Linked DNA regions of Homo sapiens: region 2 is linked to region 1. A link is an interaction called in ENCODE POLR2A ChIA-PET data of the cell type or tissue named here. Cell type or tissue: HepG2. All regions are shown on one strand. Each heading gives the region's core, and the rest is flanking DNA. Links, peaks and the distances in the headings are about the cores only.

Region 1 (7,682 bases), core at 1,635-6,634:
GTTATATTTGTCATATTACCAAAAACTGCTTTGACCTCTTCTGTCATCTTCCTGCTACTGCCCCCAGAGGTAACCATGACCATAAATTATGTCACTTTCTGGCCTTAATCCTTCTTGTTCCTCTGTTCCTTACAGTCATTTTGTACTTTTTAAATTAGCCTTCCCATTTGATCCTCTTTGAGGTCATTAGGACATTATTTCATAAACATGAACATGTGCTCAGAGTCACACATATTATTAGGTGGTTCACAAATACTTCTTAGTCTATTTTTTCCTGGTTTATTTCCTTTTATGCTAGGATATTCTATTCTCTTGATTTTCGATTTCTTTAGTCAGCGTATCTTAAATTTACTCTATTCATTTGTATATTGCATAGGATAATAGCTGGTATGTAGTTGGTGCTCAATAATTACTTGTGGAATAAATTAATTTTTCTTAACATACAGCAGGGAGACTTGGAGAGGAAAGGGCCTAGGGAGAGTTTCCTATTTCTTTTTTTTTTTTTTTTTTTTTTTTTTTTTGAGACGGAGTCTCACTCTGTCGCCCAGGCTGGAGTGCAGTGGCACGATCTCGGCTCACTGCAAGCTCCGCCTCCCGGGTTCACGCCATTCTCCTGCCTCAGCCTCCCGAGTAGCTGGGACTACAGGCGCCCGCTACAACGCCCGGCTAATTTTTTGTATTTTTAGTAGAGACGGGGTTTCACCGTGTTAGCCAGGATGGTCTCGATCTCCTGACCTCGTGATCCGCCCGCCTCGGCCTCCCAAAGTGCTGGGATTACAGGCGTGAGCCACCGCGCCCGGCCGAGTTTCCTATTTCTTAACCACACCATTGATAGTTTGGGATAGAGACAAATAGAGAAAGTTATCTTTAGAGGAGCTGTCTGTTGCACCAAAAAAAAAAATGTAACAGCACTGTTAACATCTTGGCATTGACCCTTATAGTCACTCTTTTTTCCTAAAACTATATGTGTGTGTGTGTGTGTGTGTGTGTGTGTGTGTGTGACATCATGTAAATAAGAATACACTACTTGGCAACTTGGATTTACCCCATACAATGCCATGAGCATATTTTATGTCGTTTTTTTTAAAGCATTCTTTTTAACAGCTGCATAATATTCCATTAGGGATAAAACCTAGTTTTAGGCAAAGTCCAACTCTTCAACATTAGTATTTCCAGTTGTTAGCCACAGTAAACAAAAATATGGACAATATTAACAAAATTAGAAGTTAAAATCAATGAGTTTGTATATTTTTAAATATTTGCAGAAAAGAAAAGGGAGTAGTCTGGAATGGGGACTAGATTTCAAACTTGGATGAGTAAGTGAAGCCAGGTAGAGTATCATAAGGTCTGTCTTGGTTGTGCTGAGTTTCAGATGCCTGTGAAATACTTATTTCATGTACTATTTAGAAGCCTAATCACCATAATTTTTGATATTGACTGAATTGCCTGACTGAAATCCAAGTCAGCCCACAATTCAAACATTGAAGTCCAATACCAACTACTTGAAAATGTGACTATTTGGAGATAAGGTCTTTAAAGGTGTAAAATGAGGTTTTAAGGGTAGGTCCTAATCTATTCTGACTGCTGTCCTTATAAGATGATATTAAAACACAACCCACACACACACAGGGAAGACCAGAGAGGGGAAAACCCAAGGAGAGTGGCCCCAGAAAAAATCAATCATGCTCACTGGTTTGATCTTGAACTTGTAGCCTTCAGAATTGTGACAAAATTAATTTTTTTAAGCCACACAGTCTTTGGTAGTTTGTTTTGGCAGCCCTAGCGAACACACTTCTCAAACATTTTCATTCTGGGAATACTTTTCTCCACACCTTTTCTATGTTATGCTAGCTTTTGTACTCCACAAAGACAAACACACAGAACACAGATGCACACCCACCCCTACTGTATGTTGTAGGGGAGGAAAGAGCGTTTCCTTTTACCCATCTTATGTTCATTGGCTGGGGCCCTGAAACAAAATACAGATTAACAACAGAAAAATATACACTTTATTTTTATTTTGATTTATTTATTTATTTTTGAGACGGAGTCTTGCTCTGTCGCCCATGCTGGAGTGCAGTTGCCCGATCTTGGCTCACGGCAAGCTCCACCTCCCGGCTTCATGGCATTCTCCTGCCGCAGTCTCCCGAGTAGCTGGGACTACAGGTGCCCGCCACCACACCCGGCTAATTTTTTTCAATTTTCAGTAGAGACGGGGTTTCACCGTGTTAGCCAGGATGGTCTCGATCTCCTGACCTCGTGATCCGCCCGCCTCGGCCTCCCAAAGTGCTGGGATTACAGGCGTGAGCCGGCGTGAGCCACCGCGCCCGGCCAAGAGAAAAACATTCACATTTAATATGAAGTTTTACATGACATAAGGAAATAAGGACCTGAAGAAGGGCTTAAACCTGAGTGTGTTTGCACTAGGTTTGATGAAGAGAGTCATGCAGAAATATAACAAGACAAAAATAATATGAGCTAAGGATAATAAACAAGGAGAAATCTAGCAAGGTTTATTTGTTCAGATTCCTCGCATACTCTGCAAGACTCCCAGGAGGGTCTTAAGACCTGCTTCAGAGGAAGGTCATACGAACATTCTTGTCTATGTTGTTCTACTAATGTCTTAGAATATTTACTATGTCAAGGCGCCATACTTTGGAGTACTATGTTGTCAGAAACCTGAGGTTGCTCATGGAGTACTATGGAGTAGTGACCTTTTTTTTTTTTTTGGTCCCATTTTAGAAATTTGATTAATGAGTATAAACTAATGGTTTCTATGTTTGAGACGGAGTTTCGTTCTTGTTGTCCAGGCTGGAATGAAATGGCGGGATCTTGGCTCACTGCAACCCCCGCCTCCCGGTTTCAAGCGTTTCTCCTGCCTCAGTCTCCGAAGTAGCTGGGGTAACATAGGCATGCGCCACCACGCCCGGCTAATTTTGTTATTTTTAGTAGATACGGGGTTTCACCATGTGGGTCAGGCTGTTTTTGAACTCCTGACCTCAAGTGATCCACCAGCCTCGCCTCCCAAAATGCTGGGATTACAGGCGAGAGCCACTGCGCCCAGCCAGCCAAAACTGTAATTTTTTTTTTTTTTTTTTTTTTTTTTTTTTTATGAGATGGAATCTAGCTCTTTCGCCCAGGATGGAGTGCAGTGGCGCGATCTCTGATCACTGCAACCTCCGCCTCCCGGGTTCAAGTGACTCTCCAGCCTCAGCTTCCAGAGTAGCTGAAACTACAGGTGAGTGCCACCACGCCCGGCTAATTTTGTTTGTATTTTTTTAGTAGAGACAGGGTTTCACAGTGTTAGCCAGGATGGTCTCGACCTCCTGACCTCGTGATCCGCCCGTCTCGGCCTCCCAAAGTGATGGGATTAGAGGCGTGAGCCACCGCGCACGGCGGAAAACGAGATTTTTTAGATCAACTTTACATTGCCAATGCCCATGGTATTCCCTCCACAACAAACTCCACAAGAGTGCTCAGAAAAGTCAAACTTGTTATCAGGTGATCTTTAGGGACCCAAAGACTACTCTTCCTACCCTTTCCAGTGTTGCCCAGGCTGGAATTGCACTAGCGTATTCACATGTTCCTGCAGTCTCTAGCCCGAGAGTTTAAGCTATCCTACCACCTCAGCCTACCGAGTAAATGATAGTACAGACGCAAGCCGTCACACCTGGTTAGCTTCATTTTTTTGCAGAGACGAGTTCTATGTTGCCCAGGCAAATCTGTTAACTCCTGAGCTGAAGAAAGCCTCATGCATCGACCTCCCAAAGTGCTAGGATTACAGGATCTTGCCAACACAGAACAGGAGTATCTCCTGATCAATTTTTTTTGAGACGAAGCCTCGCCTTTGTCGCCCAGGCTAGAATGCAAAAGCGCCATGTCTTTTCACTGCAACCTTTGCTTGCTGGGTTTAAGTGATTCTCCTGCGGCAGCCTCCCGAGTCTCTGGGATGACACGCGACTGCCCCACGCCCGGCTAATATTTGTATTTTTAGTAGAAACGAGATTTAACCACGTTAGCCAAACTGGTCTCGATCCGCACGCCTCGGCCTCCCAAAGTGCTGGGATTACAAAATCGGAAAAATTATTCCCTAGAAAACGGTGAAATTCAATATTAAAGCTCTTTATGTGAGACTTGAGTGGCTCTGAAAAGAGCCTTTGAGTTTTAAAGCACCTAAGCACACATTTACTTGGAGCTTGTATACTTGGTGACAGCCTTGGTACCTTCGGACACTGCGTGCTTGGCCAGCTCTCCGGGAAGCAGCAGACGCACGGCGGTCTGGATCTCCCTGGAGGTAATGGTCGAGCGCTTGTTGTAGTGGGCCAGACGGGAAGCCTCGCCTGCGATGCGTTCGAAGATGTCGTTAACGAAGGAATTCATGATGCCCATGGCCTTGGATGAGATGCCAGTATCGGGGTGAACCTGTTTTAGCACCTTGTACACATACACGGAGTAGCTCTCCTTACGACTGCGCTTGCGCTTCTTGCCATCCTTCTTCTGCGCCTTGGTCACAGCCTTCTTGGAACCCTTCTTCGGAGCAGGAGCTGACTTAGCTGGTTCAGGCATGCTGTCAGAAAACAATAACAGCAGTGAGAATGAACGCACTTAAATAAAAGCTCGTGTCTAGAGTCTCTCCTTTTATAGGCCTTTCATGCAAATAAAGAATTCAAAATATCCAGCTCTGATTGGGCAATGTGTTAGTGACGCATACATGTAAAATAGCCTTCACCTTATTTCCTTTCTAATTGGTTGGCTCGTCAAAGAACAATTTTAACCAATCAAATTGCGCCTTTCACAATTCTACCGATGACTATAACTAGCTTCTTATTCCTCCATCGAGCCCATTCTTTTTCTTTATTCAGTGGATTGTTAGTTCTTCTGCTGTTAGGAAGCCACTATGTCTGGACGTGGAAAGCAAGGCGGCAAAGCTCGGGCAAAAGCTAAAACGCGTTCTTCCAGGGCCGGTCTTCAGTTTCCAGTTGGCCGTGTGCACCGCCTCCTCCGCAAAGGCAACTACTCCGAACGAGTCGGGGCCGGCGCTCCAGTGTACCTGGCAGCGGTGCTGGAATATCTGACGGCCGAGATCTTAGAGCTAGCTGGCAACGCGGCTCGCGACAATAAGAAGACCCGCATCATCCCGCGCCACCTGCAGCTAGCCATCCGCAACGACGAGGAGCTAAATAAGCTTCTAGGTCGCGTGACCATCGCGCAGGGCGGTGTCCTGCCCAACATCCAGGCCGTATTGCTGCCTAAGAAGACGGAGAGCCACCATAAGGCCAAGGGCAAGTGAAATGATTACTAGTCAAATCCGTCAGTGATCCCGAGTCCCAGAAACCAAAGGCTCTTTTCAGAGCCACCCACCTTTTCTGTAAAGTGCTGGAATACACATACGATGCCTGAAATCTCAATGTTCACTGTCCTAATTTTTAACGAACGCTTCTGACGTTACTGGTCAGTTCTTTATTGAAATCCTTGCTCACATTTCATGCACTAATTTATCTTACTGGTGTTTCTTTGCAGTAAAAATGCGTTTATAAAGGTATACAAGAATAGAAACCGAGGTTGTGACACCAAGGTTTCACTGCGTTATTTTGTGTATAGGTCCATGCTGTGTATACAAATTTATCATTAATACACAGGCTGTTTATTCATGTGCACTTGTCAGAAAAGGGTGAAATATTAATACAGAAACGAGAGAACAAAGAAGGATAGCTGCCCATTAGCATTTCAGGGCGGGCTTTTTAAGTTTTAAAGATGACTGCATTCCGGCTGGGCTCAGTGGCTCATGCCTGTAATCCCAACACTTTGGGAGGCCAAGGAGGGCGGATCATAGGGTCAGGAGTTCGAAATCAGCCTGCCCAACATAATGAAAGCCCGTCTCTACTAAACAAATACAAAAAGTAGCCGGGCGTGGTGGTGTGCATCTGTAGTCCCAGCAACTTGGGAGGCTGAGGCAGGAGAATCGCTTGACTCCGGGAGGCAGAGGCTGCAGTGAGCCGAGATCACGCTATTGCACTCCAGCCTGGGTAACAGAGCAAGACTACGTCTCAAAAAAAAAAAAAAAAAAAAAGACTACATTCCTCTAGTGAGAATTGTGTTTGTTGGATTTCTCTTTTCAAAAGGAGCAATTAACACAGTATTCTAAAATAAACACTAAACGAAACTAAGCAGTAACGGCCTGACGCCCTAGGTCAGACCTGTAATCCCAGCAATTTGAAAGACTAAGGCAGAAGAATCGCTTGAGCCCAGGAGATCAAGACCAGCCTGGGCAATAAAGCGAGACAGCCCCCTCACCTCCACAAAAAGTAAAAAGCCTGCCCTGCCCGGTGGCTCATGCCTATAATCCCAGCACTTTGGGAGGCCGAGATGGGCGGATCACTTGAGGTCAGGAGTTCGAGGCCAGCCTGGCCAACGTGGCAAAACCCTGTTTCTACTAAACATACAAAAAAATTAGCCAGGCATGGCGGTGGGCTCCTGAAATCCCAGCTACTCGGGAGGCTGAGGCAGGAGAATCGCTTGAACCCGGGAGGCGGGGGTTGCAGTGAGCCAAGATCATGCCATTGCACTCCAGCCTGGACAATAGAGCGAGACTCCGTCGTCTCAAAAAAAAAAAAGAAAAGAAAAGAAAAAGCCTGGCCTGGTGGCTCAGTCTGAGATCTTAGATACTTGGGAGAATTACGCGGGGAAGGATTGATTGAGCCCAGGAGTTCGAAGCTGCAGCGAGCTATGGGGGGCAAAGCAAGATCCTGTTTAGGAAAGGAAAAAAAAAAAAAAACAAAAAAAACCCAGCAGCAAAAACTTAGTTTTATGACCTAAATTTATAAATGGACTACACTGTAAAGCACAATTAATTATTCAACTTTAGTAGAAATCCAGTCACATTTCTCTGTAAAAAATCTCAAATCTAATTGGATCACACACCAGGCCCTATAAAGAGAAGTGATCTGTAAATCTGATATGAAAGGTCATGGCCTGCACCAAGCCAACCACACGGAAGTCCACTGGTGGCAGACAGCCTCCTAAGCAGCTGGCCACCAAGGCAGCCAGCAAGAGCACTCTGGCCACCAGCAGCTTGAAGGTGTCCCTCAGATATAGGCCCTGAATCATGCTGAAATTCATCGCTACCAGAAGTCACTGAGCTACTTAAGGGAAAAGCTGCCCTTTCTTAAATGTTAGGACAAGGTTGCTGAATGAGATTATTAAAAAAATTAATGCCCCTAGGGTTCTAAATAATTGCAGTTATATGTGTTCCACTGAACAGAAGTTATTGGCATCACAAATAATTTGCATCAAAAATAATTTCTGGTGATACAAATAACAGAAATTATTTGCATCACCAGACAAAAGCCTCCAAGAAGTAACTTCGATAGTTTGATACCTTTAATCAATGGTAAATTGTGAGATGATGTAAGCACATTTCCCTGCAAACTTTGTAAAAACTATAAATTTTTTATAGTGGGATACATTCTTCCCCCTCCCTTTTTTCCTCACAAGTCTTACAATGTTTCTTAAATAAAATTTTCACTAAAACACGATTAAAATATAGCAATTGCAAGATAAATGTCTATGAAGCCCCATAGTATAACTCCCTGACATTCTTTACTCAATCAAATTGGGGCTCAGAAACAATACCCCAAAATGAAGGCCAAAGAAGCAACCTCAGAAGCAAAATTTTTCTGTGA
Region 2 (7,682 bases), core at 1,483-6,482, 1.6 Mb after region 1:
AGGATTTTCTTAACATTAGTGATTTCATTTTGATTGACAACTTTCCCACTGTACAATTTCACACTTTAGGCAATTTACTCGAGCTCTCTGAACCCCCATTTTATGATCTGTAAAACAGGTATAAAAATAGTAATTTTTCACAAAGTTGTTATGAAAGCTAAATGATTTAACATATGTAGAGAGCTTTTTAGGACATTATCTGGCACATGATAAGCAGTAAATAATTATGAAAAAGAGCCTTCTTATTTTTTACTAGATAGAATGATGTACTGTAATTTATTGCTAATCAGTCAAATTGCTTCAGTCTTATACTACAAACAGTGCTGCTGGAAACCCCTGCATATATTATTTTGCATATTTTCAAAAATAGTAAATTCCTAGGGGTGAAATTTCTGATGTAAAGATAGGTGCATTTTAAAATTTTGACAGGTATTACCAAATTTTCCTTTATGAAAGCACTACCAATTTGTGGGGCCACCAGCAATGATTGAGAATTAAGGTCTGGGAGGCTTATTCAGGATTTTCCATTCCTATAGCAGAATACTATGACTGGCCTATGGTGAATAGTAGATGCTTAATAAATGTTAGTAAATTGGATGGTAAATAGTATACGAAAAACAGTTGGGTTTGGGTGAAAACAAGAAAAACTTTTAAAAATCTACTCTGGCATCTTTTGCTAGCAGGCATTGACAATTAGGAGAAGGCAAGGTGTTAACTTTTACTGATCTCCCACTTTTTTTTTTGAGACAAGGCCTGGCTTTATCACCCAGGCTGGAGTGCAGTGGTGCGATCTCAGCTCACTGTAAACTCCGCCTACCAGGCTCAAGCCATCCTCCTACATCAGCCCCCTAAGTAGCTGGGACAACAGGGGCGCGCCACCACTCCTGGCTAATTTTTGTGCTTTTTGCAGAGACGGGGTTTTGCTATGTTGCCCAGGCTGGTTGCGAACTCCTGGGCTCAAGGGATCCGCCCGCCTCCACCTCCCAAAGTGCTGGGATTACAGGCATGAGCCACCGCGCCCACCCCTCTAGTTTCCAGTTTAGTCGGAAAGATTAAAAACGCCAGCCTTGTTTTCCTAGTGCTGTTTTTGGTTTTTACCTCGGGTCTTTTGTCGTGCCTTAAAATCATGTCTGGTTGCGCAAGTGAGGGAAAGGATTGGGTAAAGGGGGCGCCACCGCAAGTTGCTGTGCAACATCCAGACATCACCAGACCCACCACCTGGAGCCTGGCCTGGCGGTGTCAAACGCATTCTGGTCTCATCTTTTTAGAAACCCGTGGATGCTCAAGGAATTTCCGGATAACGTGATCCCGGATGCGCTTGACTGACTTACACGGAACGAGCAAAGCGCAAAGCAGTCCCTGCTAAGGACTTAGTTTATGCCCTCAAGCGCAAAGGTCGGACCCTCTATGGTGTTGGTAGCTATATGCACGTACCTCATGTACATTTCACCTTAAATGGCTTTCAAAGAGCTAGATTAATTTAGTGGATAGATCAAAATGATTTATGACCCCTCGCCCCCCAGTGATAGGAAGAGCGAACCAGCTCTTCTTTAGATAATAGTGAGTGGCTCTGAAAAGAGCCTTTGGGTTGGACAAGAGCTTGAGAATTTACTTGGAGCTGGTGTACTTGGTGACGGCCTTGGTGCCCTCCGACACCGCGTGCTTGGCCAGCTCCCCCGGAAGCAGCAGGCGCACGGCGGTCTGGATCTCCCTGGAGGTGATGGTCGAGCGCTTGTTGTAGTGCGCCAGGCGGGAAGCCTCGCTTGCGATGCGCTCGAAGATGTCGTTGACGAAGGAGTTCATGATTCCCATGGCCTTAGAAGAGATGCCGGTGTCGGGGTGGACCTGCTTCAGCACCTTGTACACGTACACGGAGTAGCTCTCCTTGCGGCTGCGCTTGCGCTTCTTGCCATCCTTCTTCTGGGCCTTGGTCACCGCCTTCTTGGAGCCCTTCTTCGGGGCGGGAGCAGACTTGGCCAGCTCGGGCATAATGAAACAATAGTGGCAAAACCAAAACAAGAAGTCGGTCTCCTCTTTTTATATAATAGTTTATGCGGCCGAGGTAGTGGGAAGGTCTCTGCTGATTGGTAATTATCCGTGGATGACGACAGATGCCAGTTTTGCCCAATCAAAATAGGTATCCTGCATAATCGAGTCCTATTGGTCTAAATAAAAATAAAACGTAAGCCAATCGCACAGCTTCCTTTTCGCGCCCAGTAGAGGCTATAAAATGTACGTTTTTCTAGTTTCACTTCAGTCTTTCTTGACCGTATAGATAATAGGCCTTTTGCCATGTCTGGGCGTGGCAAGCAGGGAGGCAAAGCTCGCGCCAAGGCCAAGACCCGCTCTTCTCGGGCCGGGCTTCAGTTTCCCGTAGGCCGAGTGCATCGCCTGCTCCGCAAAGGCAACTATGCGGAGCGGGTCGGTGCTGGAGCGCCGGTGTACCTGGCGGCGGTGCTGGAGTACCTGACCGCCGAGATCCTGGAGCTGGCTGGCAACGCGGCCCGCGACAACAAGAAGACTCGCATCATCCCGCGTCACCTCCAGCTGGCCATCCGCAACGATGAGGAGCTCAACAAGCTTCTGGGCAAAGTCACCATCGCACAGGGTGGCGTCCTGCCCAACATCCAGGCCGTGCTACTGCCCAAGAAGACCGAGAGCCACCACAAGGCGAAGGGCAAGTAGAAGCCTGGATTAGTTTGCAGCAACTCAATCCCAAAGGAACCAAAGGCTCTTTTCAGAGCCACCTACAATTTTGTGGAAGAACTGAGCACTATGTTTAATGTAATTTCTCGTCTTTGCCTACTTCTAAACCACTCCAAAGGTTACGTAGATCAGTCTTCGGTGTCTTGGTTAGGTAGTGACAATCTCGTTAGCTTTATAAAAAGCCTGGATAACATTAAAAGTATTAAACACGCCTTCATCTTAAGCTTAGTGGAAGAAAATTTAGTTTTTCCTAAGCTGGCATTATCCAAGTATGTTGAATTCTGTATGGTTCACCGTCGGGTTTTACTTTTAGTCTGTTGAAGCAAACATGTCTGCTTTGGGGCCAGATGTTTTCTGGGTCTTGGTAAATAACAAACCGGGCATTCGACGTTCAATCCAAATCTAGATCAACGACTTGGATTCTTCATTTCTGAGAAATATCTCTCGAATCTGTATAATTAATTGCATTTGAACATTAATGATTGAGTTGAGAATAATTATTAGACTAATTAGAACAGTTACTTATGGTGCCAGGTAGTTCTCTTTGAAGCATTTTCTGAAAATTCATTGAAATTAAAATTTCCCGAGCTTTCCCACCCCCAGCCACACAAATTGATTTCTTAGTACAGAGATGACTTAATTTGTTTCAGCATGGTAAATTCCACTTTTAAAATATCTGACTTGATGTTTTTAATCTGAATCAGATCTGGATGTACGAATGGAATAGATTCTTAAAAGAAAATGAATTACATTTCTAGAGTATTGGAAAAATAAGCTGCAATGGAATTACTTTAATCTAAAAGTGAAAAGTTCACATAAAGTTGTTTCTTTGACATTTTTTGGCCTTGAATTTCTCACATGCGAACCAGCTTTTCTTGGTTATAAAAATAGAAGTTTTTTAAATTTAAGTGGTCAAAAGATAGAAAATTGAGGGGACAGGTGTATAAGGCTGTCCTGTCCAGTATTGCAGCCACTAGCCAATTGTGGATAGTGATCATTGGAAATTCCATAGCATGAATTTTATATAAAATACACATTGCATTTGGAAAAGTCAGTGCCAAAAAGTGTAAAATACCTAACAATTTTAATTTCGATAACATTGAAATATGTTGGCTATATTGGATTAAGCAAAATATTAAAAATTAATTTTTCCTTGTTTTGTTACAATGTTCTCCTAGATAAGTGTAAATTACTTATATTGCTCTCATTTCCACTGGAAATCGCTAGTATAGTGAACAACTGTATAGCGAAAATAGAAAATAAAATATGGAGACCATGAACTGCTAAGTCTGTCAGAGGAATAGGTGAACAACAAAAATTTGAGTCCTTCGCCAATCCGGTTACTGTTGGGTAGGCCTTCAGCATACTTTTGTCCAATCAGCTTCAGACTCTCACTATAAATAAGCGGCTAGCTTTCTCTTTCTCCTGAAGTGAATCTAGCTCTGAAGGCATGGCGCGTACGAAGCAGACTGCTCGCAAGTCCACCGGCGGCAAGGCTCCGCGCAAGCAGCTGGCCACCAAGGCGGCTCGGAAGAGCGCTCCGGCCACCGGCGGTGTCAAGAAGCCCCATCGCTATCGGCCTGGTACAGTGGCTCTCCGCGAGATTCGCCGCTACCAGAAGTCCACCGAGCTGCTGATCAGAAAGCTGCCTTTTCAGCGTCTGGTGCGTGAGATCGCGCAGGACTTCAAGACCGACTTGCGCTTCCAGAGCTCCGCGGTGATGGCGCTGCAAGAGGCATGCGAGGCCTACCTGGTGGGGCTCTTTGAGGACACCAACCTGTGCGCCATCCACGCCAAGCGGGTGACTATCATGCCCAAGGACATCCAGCTCGCACGTCGTATCCGCGGCGAGAGGGCTTGAGTCTCAAGGACTCACTGATTACATACCCAAAGGCTCTTTTCAGAGCCACCCACATGCGCGCTGAAAAGATCTGTTTCTCTCAGGAATTCTTCCTGGTACTTGTTTTGCCTGTAGTAGATAGGGCCCATTTCCAGACGTTATACAATCTGTTTCGTAAGACTCAGCCTATCCCTTTTTGAATGCTAATTTTGGGAGTCTTAACATCTAATAATGTCCGGCATTTTTCCGTAAGCATTGAGTGTAGCCAAAAGTTCCTTCGTGTATTGCTCTCCCATCTCCGCAGCCCGGTTTTGACCGGATGGTGCTTCTAATTTTCTGCTAACCTGTACTGTGGTGTGTGTATATTTCTTGCCAACACGCCAGAAATAAAACTAAGGTTGTACTGAAGTTGGAAAAATTCAGGTTAATGTAGCTCATGCTGGCTAAAGTGAAACGTTCTCTCCCCGCCCCCCGTTCCTAAGCAGTGTTAAGTTTTCTTTGAATTTTTTCAAGCCGGATTTTGGGCCTGCTTAAACCACTTAAATGTAGTTAATGACAGATGGTTTGAGGTTTAAAAGTCTTCTGGAGAAAGCCCGCCAGAGAACATTCCCTTTGAAGCCCCATGTAAAAATACGTGTGGGAGAGAAAGTGTTTTCTCTGACTTCTGCTGACAGTGGCTAAAACTCTGAACTGTCAGGAGTATTCAAAATAAGACTGCCTTGTAGGTAAGCCTGTGGTAGTTTTTTTGAGCACAGGATAAAATACTTGAGTCTTTGCTTAAATGTTACTTTCTCAATGAGGCTTTGTATGACTAAATAAAATCTGTATAATCCCCACCTATTTTTTTCACCCTAGAATTTGTCACTATATGCTGTACCAGAGTTTGCTGATGTATTGCTTGTGTGTTCTAAAATACAGGCTCATGAGAGGAGGAACTTTTGTTTACTCGCATATCTCCAGTAACGTAGGAGCTTTTGATCAGTATTTGTTGGATAAATGAATGAATGCATGGGTATATAATAGTAAGGAGACATACCCACATGGAAAATCTCAAATGAAAGAAATACATCAGCTTGGTAGATATGCTCAAATCAGCTTCTTGTGGGCCAGGAAAGCCCTTACCTCATCCATTCTTGTATTCAGAATGCTAGATTTCTATAACTTCTTCTGTGAGCTCTCTAGCATTCTTATAAGTATTCAAGATTTTCCCTGGCAAATTGGCTTGTGTATGTGTGTTATCATCTCTGTCTCTCCTTAGCTTAACCTGTGAAGGATGTAAGTGGAAAGATCATAGTATTTTTACACTGAGTTTTAAAAAGCAGTTTTAATTCTCTATCTTGTTTCAGTTGGCTATTTATGTATCTTCAGTTATTAGAATTGGTTACATTCTTAATACACTTTTTTGGAAATTTGATATCAAGATCACTACTGCAACATTCACAATCTGCTCATCCTCATTTTCTTGTGTGTGGGTTCATGATTTCATTATTTCCACATATATGGAATTTAGAAAGATAAATAATTTATGATTAATATTTTACAAATTAAAATAATGCTTTAATACTTTTAATTGGAATCAACACCGTAAGCAAAACAAAATAGAGTTTTTCCCCTCTCAGAAATTAGCTTTCTTCTGGAAAGGAAGATACACTATTTTGGAGGGAAGCAGTGCCTCTAGGACACTTAGGGGCCCAACTGCTAAACCGATGGATATTGTTGAGTGTGTAAATAGTGCATTCCTTCTTTCTGTGCTGGGAAACTAAGAGCTAGTAATAAATCAGGAAGGGCTCACACAGAGACTGCCTGGTATGTACTAATCAATACTCTTGCTGGCTGGGTAGGGCATCCTCTCCTGGAGATATGCAGCCAAGATACTCCCAGTTAAATTTCCAGTTATAATTACATGAGGAATTATTTATTTAAGGGACAGTGAGTAGTTCTAGTTATGTGGAAATGAATACTCTATGTCTTTTCAAAACACTCCATGTACTGAATTACAATAGTCTGGTAACCATCCAACTCAGCTCATTTGTCAGGAGTTCATGACCAGCCTGACCAACATGGTAAAACCCCGTCTTTACTAAAAATACAAAAAATTTAGCCAGGTGTGGTGGCATGTGCCTGTAGTCCCAGCTACTCTGGTGGCTGAGGCAGGAGAATCGCTTGAACTCGGGAGGTGGAGGTTGCTGTGAGCCGAGATCACGCCACTGCAGTTCAGCCTGGGCAACAGAGGGAGATTCCATCTCAAAAACACAAAACAAACAAAAAATAAATAAATTTAAAAAAAAGGACATAATTCTTGTGTCTGAATTTCCTGAGATGGCAAAACTCATAAGTGGCATAACAATCCTTTTCAAGGCCCAAAATAAAAGGACCTTGATATGCCCATACAGAAATATGGACAACAGGCCGGGCGCGGTGGCTCATGCCTGTAATCCAAGCACTTTGGGAGGCCGAGGCAGGTGGATCGCTTGAGTCCAGGAGTTGGAAACCAGCCTGGGCAATGTGGCGAAACCCCATCTCTCCAAAAAATAAAATTAGCCAAACGTGGTGGCGTGTGCCTGTGGTCCCAGATACTCAGGAGGCTGCGTTGGGAGAATCGCTTGTGTCCAGAAGTTGGAGGTTGCAATGAGCCGAGATCGTACCACTGTCCTCCAGCCTGGGTGACAAAGCGAGACCCTGTCTCAAAAAAAAAAAAAAAAAAAAAAAAAGATAACATGAGGAACTGACCTCACTATTCTCAAAATAGCCTTTGGCTTTTCTCAGAAGAGATATTTTTTTCTGAGTGTAGGTATTCACCCACTAGTGCTCTTGGAATCAATAAGTATTCAGAACCAACCTTACCATCGAACATCACCAGCTTGGACTACTATGCTTGGCCATCTACTTATCCAGCAGTTACTAAGTATTTAACTCACTTACTAATTGTAAGTGTTTACAGGATACATTTGTAACATAACACCCAGGTACAAAAAGGTTAATTACATACAGAATTAAACAGAAAAATATCAGAACACATACAATGAAGTTAACTATTATTAACATGTGATTTCAGCAGTACACTAACATAAATACATGTAATTATTGGGTCACTGCCGAACATGTATATGTTTGAAAGACCCTTAATTAGAAAACT

The links. ChIA-PET counts read pairs that join two places held together with the same protein. Peaks named below come from ENCODE experiments on the same cell type or tissue, not always from the same donor. Only the 100,000 strongest peaks of a DNase experiment are listed, where the experiment ranks them.
Region 2: POLR2A ChIA-PET joins it to region 1 with 11 read pairs; 24 of 35 experiments call an interaction of 5 or more read pairs at or near these places.

The regions. Positions count from the first base shown.
Region 1 is chr6:26,212,078-26,219,759 of GRCh38, forward strand. It overlaps H2BC8 (H2B clustered histone 8), which reads right to left and starts at 4,611. Exons shown (of 1, transcript NM_003518.4): 1 at 4,123-4,611. The coding sequence starts at 4,566. The coding sequence ends at 4,186. H2AC8 (H2A clustered histone 8) reads left to right here and starts at 4,844. Exons shown (of 1, transcript NM_021052.4): 1 at 4,844-5,360. The coding sequence starts at 4,898. The coding sequence ends at 5,290. It also overlaps the pseudogene H3C5P. RefSeq lists enhancers at 3,725-3,854, 3,905-3,994, 4,075-4,424, 4,336-4,987, 4,855-5,274 and 2 more. In HepG2, for the core only: a CTCF peak has its summit at 5,159 (motif pointing left); DNase peaks (open chromatin) are centred at 3,684, 4,704, 5,104 and 5,804; H3K4me3 peaks cover 2,906 bases.
Region 2 is chr6:27,805,918-27,813,599 of GRCh38, forward strand. H2BC13 (H2B clustered histone 13) reads right to left here and starts at 2,012. Exons shown (of 1, transcript NM_003519.4): 1 at 1,562-2,012. The coding sequence starts at 1,989. The coding sequence ends at 1,609. H2AC13 (H2A clustered histone 13) reads left to right here and starts at 2,256. Exons shown (of 1, transcript NM_003509.3): 1 at 2,256-2,750. The coding sequence starts at 2,293. The coding sequence ends at 2,685. It overlaps H3C10 (H3 clustered histone 10), which reads left to right and starts at 4,134. Exons shown (of 1, transcript NM_003536.3): 1 at 4,134-4,619. The coding sequence starts at 4,157. The coding sequence ends at 4,567. It also overlaps the pseudogene H4C10P. RefSeq lists enhancers at 1,318-1,917, 1,480-1,579, 1,830-2,059, 2,400-2,599, 2,518-3,116 and 4 more. In HepG2, for the core only: a CTCF peak has its summit at 4,421; DNase peaks (open chromatin) are centred at 2,174, 2,704, 4,084 and 6,302; H3K4me3 peaks cover 4,872 bases.